Linked DNA regions of Homo sapiens: all the other regions are linked to region 2. A link is an interaction called in ENCODE POLR2A ChIA-PET data of the cell type or tissue named here. Cell type or tissue: MCF 10A. All regions are shown on one strand. Region 1 has its middle 11 kb from the start of LINC01679. Region 2 overlaps LOC124905026 (a long non-coding RNA gene). Region 3 holds the start of LINC01679 (long intergenic non-protein coding RNA 1679).

What was found. ChIA-PET counts read pairs that join two places held together with the same protein. Peaks named below come from ENCODE experiments on the same cell type or tissue, not always from the same donor. Only the 100,000 strongest peaks of a DNase experiment are listed, where the experiment ranks them.
Region 1: POLR2A ChIA-PET joins it to region 2 with 11 read pairs; 2 of 35 experiments call an interaction of 5 or more read pairs at or near these places.
Region 3: POLR2A ChIA-PET joins it to region 2 with 10 read pairs; 3 of 35 experiments call an interaction of 5 or more read pairs at or near these places.

The regions. Positions count from the first base shown.
Region 1 is chr21:43,372,207-43,374,706 of GRCh38, forward strand. No RefSeq gene overlaps it. Among named protein-coding and RNA genes, the nearest start is that of LINC01679, 11 kb to the left of the region's middle. RefSeq lists an enhancer at 1,086-1,586. In MCF 10A, no CTCF peak of the experiment used is centred here; a DNase peak (open chromatin) is centred at 1,025.
Region 2 is chr21:43,309,780-43,312,279 of GRCh38, forward strand. It overlaps LOC124905026 (a long non-coding RNA gene), which reads right to left. Exons shown (of 2, transcript XR_007067887.1): 2 at 1,266-2,098. Among named protein-coding and RNA genes, the nearest start is that of LINC00322, 21 kb to the right of the region's middle. RefSeq lists enhancers at 1,255-1,755, 1,756-2,256. In MCF 10A, no CTCF peak of the experiment used is centred here; no DNase peak of the experiment used is centred here.
Region 3 is chr21:43,360,614-43,363,113 of GRCh38, forward strand. It overlaps LINC01679 (long intergenic non-protein coding RNA 1679), which reads right to left and starts at 1,736. Exons shown (of 2, transcript NR_131902.1): 1 at 279-1,736. RefSeq lists enhancers at 1-212, 996-1,145 and a silencer at 1,826-1,975. In MCF 10A, no CTCF peak of the experiment used is centred here; a DNase peak (open chromatin) is centred at 1,288.

The DNA of each region.
Region 1 (2,500 bases), 62 kb after region 2:
CATCAGCGTCCCTCAAACAACTTCTTGAGATGGGGTGTGTGAGGCTCACTACACGTAAGAAACATAATGAATAAAACACAAAGGCCATTACAACCCACTTAATAATTCAGGGACTATGAAGATAGCTGGCGTCTATGAATTAGAAAATAAGGGAATTCTTCTGGGTGTGGAGGTAGGGGAAGAGGTTTCTGCGTATTCATTCCGCCCCCTGCCATGTGGGTATCTATTGCACCGGGCTGGAGGTCTGGGTCTCAGGGCTTGGGGAGCTGTTCCTGCACCTCTGCCTGTCCCCACCACCAGGCAACAAGGTCAGTGTGGCCCACCAGGGAACCACACCAGGGCCAGCAGCTCCAGGCCCCATCTCCCTGACCCCCTGGCCAGACCTCGGGAGATGAGAGAGACCCAGGCCTAGCCAGGGCGGGAGGTGGGGAGGGGTTGGGGGATCATTCAGGGCACAAGGGGAGGAGGAGAGAGCATTCTGGGGAACGGGGTCTGGGGAGGGAACCAGGACAGAGAGGCATGGTGACAGCTGGAGGTGAGTCTGGCAGGGACCCCTCAGAGGACAGCAGTGGTGTTTACCCCCACAGTGCGGGCAGCCTGTGGTGAATGACAGCAGTGGGGCTTACACCCACAGTGCGGGCAGCCTGTGGTGAATGACAGCAGTGGGGCTTACACCCACAGTGCGGGCAGCCTGTGGTGAATGAGTGTGTCTGGGCCTCCCCCGGGGGCTTCGGCACCCGCTTCCCTGTTTCACCTTGTCTATCTGAGCATCGGTAGGAAGATGGCAATACCTCTGCTGAATTTCATCCTCTGAAAGGCGGAAACCAAACCCTCAGAGCCAGGTGAAGCCAAAAAGAAGGGACCCCTGACGGCTAGAAAGAGCGGCCCCAGAGCCGCACCGTGGGATGAGCCAATGGCACGTCCCGGTCGCCGGCCGGGTGTGGTGCTGCCCGGAGCCACAGAGCTGCCAGGGCTTGCACACGTCTCTGGCCATGACGCATGTTTTGGTCAGGACCAGGCCTGGAATTTGGTTCTCACTTTACTGAGAAACCTGGCAGCTTCTCAGGCCACCGCCCAGGTCACCTGCTCACCAGCAACGTGAACCACAGGAACGGAGGCTGTGCGGGAGGCGGCTCTGCTCTGTGCTGGGCCCCCCTCCTCCTCACTCACCCTCTTCAGTCAAAGAAAAAACGAAATGGGGCCGCATAAGAGTAATGCAAAAGTCAACGTTTCTGGATTTTCAAGTTTTCCAGACAGAGCTGGAAACCTGGGTTTCATGTCAACTCTCCCACGTGGTCAAGAGTTGAAGTCCTGGCCTGGCCACTCATCAGCCTGGGACAAGCTCCAGACTTGCTCCAATTAGGTTTAAGAGCCTTGACAAATGGTGGTGTTTGCTGGGGACGGAAGTGGTTGGGGGAGGAGGGGCTTTCAGTGAAGATCCGAAGTTCCTGTGAGATGTATCCAAGGACTGATGCCCGTGAGATGCCAGGACCCTGGGGCTCCGTCGTCCTCAGGCCTGGGCCCACAGGGCTCTGCACCAGACCTTGGAGCCCCTGGCCCAGCACACCCCACTAGCGGGGCCCCTGACCCTGCCCCACCCAGGCTCAGGACCCACTGACCGTCTGCTGGGGCCAGTCCCTCAGCCACATCTTCCAGCCCGGCCACCTGGCCCCTGCTCGGGCCAAGCGTTCAGACTACAAAGGTGTTTGCTGTTTGTCTGAAATTCAAACTGAGCCGGGCATTTGTGGTGTCTTCTCTGTCACCCCATGGAGGACCCCACTGGAGTCTCCGTTCTTAGGATCTGTAGGAGGCCATGACCCAGGCAGCCGCGGCTCACCCCGCATACAGGCAAAAGGAGAAAGCTCCAGCTCCAGCAACCTGAGTTCACCTTGGCCCTCCTGTGCCCAGAGGCAGGGCTCTTACAGTGAAGGGTCTGTGCCTCTTCCCCAGGCAGGCGTGTGTCTTCCTCGGCTTCCTGTGGTCCCTGTCTTGTGCTGGGGACCCCTCACAGGCCTGCTGGCCCTGGGATCCGGCTCTAGTTCAGAGGAGGCTGCCAAAAGGCAACTGGGCTGCTCTGAGCACAGGGTGAATCTAGTCAGGGGATGGGGTTGACAGCTGCTGCCTGGGATGGGGTTGACAGTTGCTGCCTGGGGTCATCTCTCTGGGGGACCCTCCACCACCAGTGTTGCTGAGTGTTTCACTCCTGGTCCCTCCGCTTTTCCCAAGAGGGATGCTCCAGTACTCCAGGGGTTTAAACTTGGCTCAAATTGCACCAGCTCCCAGGAGGACCACCAGCATGTGCAGAGGTCACCCTCTGGCTCCAATGGGGGCTCTTGTCGCCCCGCCACCCTGCCCGCACTCTGCGGTCACCTCTTCAGAGTGACCATCCCCTCTGTTGGAGTGGGCAAAGGAGACGTTGTCCTGGGGCAAGGGGTAAAGGAGACTATCTGGCCTCCTTGCGAAGTGGCCTGCGGCCCCCGCCCACCCAAGCTCCTGAGCA
Region 2 (2,500 bases):
GCGCACTGGCAGAGGGTCAGGAGTTGTGCCACCTTGCTAGGGAGGAAGGAGGGTGTGTTTCCATGATATGCCAGCGGTCGGTCCTCTTAAAAGGGTGTGTATTCTCTTGCTGACTGTTTAGAATTGGCAAGATGTGGTAATAATAGTTGGTTTTACTATCATTTTTAGATTCTTTACAGGCATCACACTCCCTGATTGTCTTGTTCCCTCCTATTACACTACACACCTGCTATACCACTGATCATAGCTATAGATGCCTAGGACTGTAACTGATACAACAACAAAGCTACAAATGGCTCCAGGCCCGGATAGTTTCACAGGCCATTCCACCACACTGTTAAGGAACAGATAATATTTAAATGGATGCAAAGCATAAATAAGGAAAGAAAATTTCTAAATTCTCTTTATGAAGCTACCATAAGAATGATGCCAAAACCCAAAGAGACAAGCACAGAAAGAAAATCATAAGCCAATCTTATGAATGAACACCAACACAAAAATGTGAATTAAATTGTCTAAAAACTGTAAGCCATGACCTAGGAGACTTGAAGATGGTTTGATATTAGGAAATATCTTAAAATAGGTCTTCACATTCATAGAGCCTATAAAATTGCAGTAGTTGGGACATGGACCCCCTAGTCGGACAGCAAAGAAATTAGGCAGAGGAACCAAAAATGGATCCAAACACACCCACCTAGTTAGGACATAGGAGAGGTGATTTTTGCCTATCAGTGTGATGAATTCCAGTTGTTCAGAAGACACCAACTGAATTACAACTAAATAGTTTTCTAGAAAAAAATAAAATTGCATTTCTACTTTATTCCCTAAGGCCTCCATATGTTACAGCTACAGCAGATATTTTTATAAAGTTGGAAACCATAAACATACTAGAAGAAAACAGAGAGCCATTTCCTTTACTAGTTTTAGAAGGAGAAGATCTTCTGAAATAGAACACAAACTCAGAAGCCATAAACATGGATTAAAAGAAATAATAATAAAGTTAAAAATGTTTGCCTGGTGAAAAACACAACCACCATAAACAAAGACAGGTGAGAAATGAAATAGTATCTGCAATGCAAGGCACAGGAAAAGCTTCATTTGGTTCATACATAAAGAAGTTCTAGAAATCAATGCAATGAAGACCAACAAAGTGATAGAAAATGGGCGAAGTACAAAAACAGTTCACAAAACAGAAATGTGAAGGCTGTTAAACATATGGAAAGATACACACACTAATGGGAAAAAAGAAAGAATGCAAGTTAAAATCAGAATGTAAGACTGTTTTTAATCTATCCGACAGCCAAAGACAAAAGCATGAGAACCCTCTGTCAGTGAGGAGTAGGAGAGAGGCTCCTAACCGATTACTGGTGTGAGCAACTTGTGATGCCTTCTTTGAAATAGGTATAGAAACGTAGAGTGCACACACCCAGCAGCTCTGCAGATAGGTGCACACAAGTGCTAAATAACATATGCACAAGTCTACTGACACAGCTTTACCTGCAAGTTGTCAAAAGCTGGAAACTGCTCCAACATGCCCAGATAAGAGTCTGGAGAAATAAATCATGCTACACCCAGACAGTGGGATTCGTGTCAGGCAGCTGTTAAAAAGCGGGAGGTGGCTTTATGTGCAGCAATGCACAAATTACTGCTTAAAGCAGGAAGCCAGGTGCAGCATGCAGAACACTCCCTGGGCAGCAGCACCTCTGGAGAGGTGCGTGAGTGCCTGGGGCTGCCATAACCAAGCACCACAAACCGCCTGGCTTAAAACCTATCCTCTCACAGTGCTGGGGCCAGAAGTCCAAAGTCACAGTGGCAGCTGCACCACGCCTCCTCTGAGGCCTCCCAGGGAGAACCCGTTGCTTATTCCAGCTCCTGGTGGCTCCAGGTGGCCTCTGCCTCCATCTTCACATGACTCCTCCCTGTGTGTATCTTCTCCCCCTCTCTTCTAAGAACACTGTCATTGGATCCGGGCCCGCTCCAATTCAGGATGACCTCACCAGAAGGTCCTTAATGACATCTGCACAGATCTTTTTTCCAAATTCAGTCACATTTATAGGTTCTGGGTGGATGCATCTTTTAGGGGCTCACTATTGTCTCCCTAAAAGAAAGAAGCGGAGGCAAAATTAATCTAAGTGGAGAGTTTATTTGGGCCAAGCTTGAGGATTGCAATAGATTCCATTTGCCCTGGATCTACACTCTGATGAGCAGCAGTTCACGTGGCTTGTAAAGGAAAGTGGGGGTCAGGGAGTCGGCTGATACCAAGTTTTCTATCAGGAATTCTCATTAGTTTACAGAAATAGCATTGATGAGTGATTGGCTGTATGTTGTTAAGATATAGGGTGTGGGTTACGGTGTCCAGTGGGGCATTACTGGGTTAATCCGTAGCTACTTGTGGCAACAGGAAGCAGTTTCCAGACATGAACACACAGCTCAAAGCAGGGAGCAGGGTGTGACCACTGTCTCATTTTAAGGTCTCTCTGCGCCTGATAATTAAAAGCAC
Region 3 (2,500 bases), 51 kb after region 2:
AGCCTCGGGCAGATGAGCGGGAGGTACCTGGGAGCTGGAGACAGGGCCGCCCCTCGCGAGGACGGGCTTTTCCGCCTCACTTCTGCCTTAGCGGCATTGATACCACGCGCATTCACCTCTCCGTGCCTCGGTTTTCTCACCCATAAAGTGGGGGCTCGCTCTGCCTGCCCAGTTGCTGTCAGATTGGGCCAGGCCTGTACAAGCCCACATGGGGACCCCTGGGTGACTGCGCTCTCCCACCTCCCCTCCCACCCTTCCCGCTGCGGGACTCCACACACCAGGCCCACCGTCACCCCCTGCTCTCAGTCTCCAGGCACAGCCAGGTGTGGGCGGTGCATGGCGGGCCCAGCGGTCAACCGCGGCAAAGGTGGTTCCCAGGTCCCTGTGTAGCGGGGGTCCCGTAGCCCCATTGACTGCAGGTCTTGGCTGGGCCAAGGCCATAGAGCAGCATGGCCAGCACTCCTGTTCCATCCTCTGCATCTCTGCTTCAATTGCAAACAACAGCCACAGTTCACATCTGGATCTGTGTGGTGCCCTTCAGTTTAAAACCCCTGCCCAGAGGCCATCTCCTTTGAAACTTCCCAGGCAGGTGTCAAAACGATCCTCCCTCCACATGTCACAGAAATGCAGCAGCAAGAAGCCCGAGGCCTCCAGGAGGAGCTGCGGGCTGGCCCCACCCACAAGCAGCTGCGGGCTCACAGTCACGGTCCTCTGAGGACAGGCTTGTGCTTCCCACTCCCCGGTGAGCGGGCACCACGGATGTCAGTGCCGTGACTGGCCTTTGTGCTTTGGATAAACTCCATGTGGAATGGAAGGAAAGATGGGAGCATTCTAGAACCTGAGCATTTTGTAGCAAGAGCACTGTTCTCACCGCTGATTTCCAATGTCCAGGGCAGAAAGATGAAGAGATATCGTTTTCCCTTAAATGGGAGTGAAGGACAGAGGCAGCGTGGTGGCCGGTGATGGACAGACCCGTGTCTGCTGGCAGGACACCCCGGCCGCCTCCGTCTCATGGATAGAGCAAGCAGTTTTCTCTATGACGTGGCTTCTTTAGGAGGCAGCTCGGCTGCCCAGATCCCTCCTTATTTTTTAGTTCTCAAGCCCTGTAGGGTGTTTTCGGTCGCAGTTGTTTGGGCTGTGGTCCTGACCCTCCTGAGTTCCAGTGGCTCTGTTCAGGAGAGCTGCCTGGGGCCGGGACTTCTGAAACACACACTGAGCCACAGGCCGGCCCGGCGGCTTGGGTTCACCGCCGCCTCTTTGTGTGTGATGTCCTGGGATAGGCCCGTGCACGTTCAGATGACACTGTACATATAAATAACTTGTAGCCGAGAACAGGATGGGGCGGGGAGGAGGGGAGGGCAGAACGTACCACAGCAGCAGAAGTCACTGTGGATGCCTTCGTAAGTTGCATGGAAGGTTTTTAAACCTAGCCCTGCCGAGCAGCCCTCTCCTGGTCCGGGAGAACGATGGGGAGAGAGCTGGCGTTCAGCTTTCATCACTGGAGCCGTTCCTTCTTCCGGCCCCCCGAGGGCCTGTCCATGATCACACTTTGTCTTGTTTCGGGGGTGGCCCCTGTGACCCCTTAGAGGTGCAAATCCAAGGCAGTAGAAGCCGCCTGCCAGGCCAGTGCCCGCCACTGCTTAATTCAGGCGGAATCACGGCTCAGAGGGTTCCCTCCACTTTCCAAGGGAAACATGTCCACGGGGTATCTCTTCCTGCGTATTTTCTCACGACCCTTCCTTACATCCAAGGCCACGTCTCTCGACACGTTGTCCCCCCTCTGCCGTCACACATGGCGTAATCCGCGCCCCCCCTACCCCCCACATCAGCTGCTCAGCGAGCCGCACTCACAGTCACAGGCCCCGCCGGCGGCAACCCCACCTCCTCCCGCCCAGGCAGGAAACGCTCAGCAGCACCATCTGCTTGGCTCCTCAGCCAGCCGCGCTCCGGGAGCCCTGGGGGCGAGGCGGCCGTGGCGTCCTCCACGTCTGTGTCTCCCCGCACGTCAGCCGCCCCACGCTGTCTCTGGAAGCTTCCGGAGTACCCAGGCCTTCTGCACTCCACGCACTGCATGTGCGCCTGAGCCGCTGTCTCGATTTTACAAAACGGAATCTAGCAGTCCATGCACTCAGGGAGGCGGCTGGCAGGATTTTCTGGCAAACTAAGGGTGTTCTTTCCTGGCCAAAGGAAAAGTCTTTTGGAAAATGAATAATCTCTTCCTAATTTGCTTGACTAGGAAGATGGGTTTTTGCACAGTGGGTTTGTTGAAGGGAGGCAGCTCTTGAAATTTTGTTCATAATCCGACATGACAAGGGTGACCGTATAATCTACCGACCCATCTGAGCCCCTTGAGAAGAAAGGAGAAGGTTGTTAATACACGCACTGGGACCACAGGCATCACTGGGCCTGTCCTGGGCAAACTGATTTATGATGGCCGCCGTTGACCTTCGCTGTGGTCAGCCTAAGTGACCTCAGCGTGCACCTGCCATGATTTCCTGGA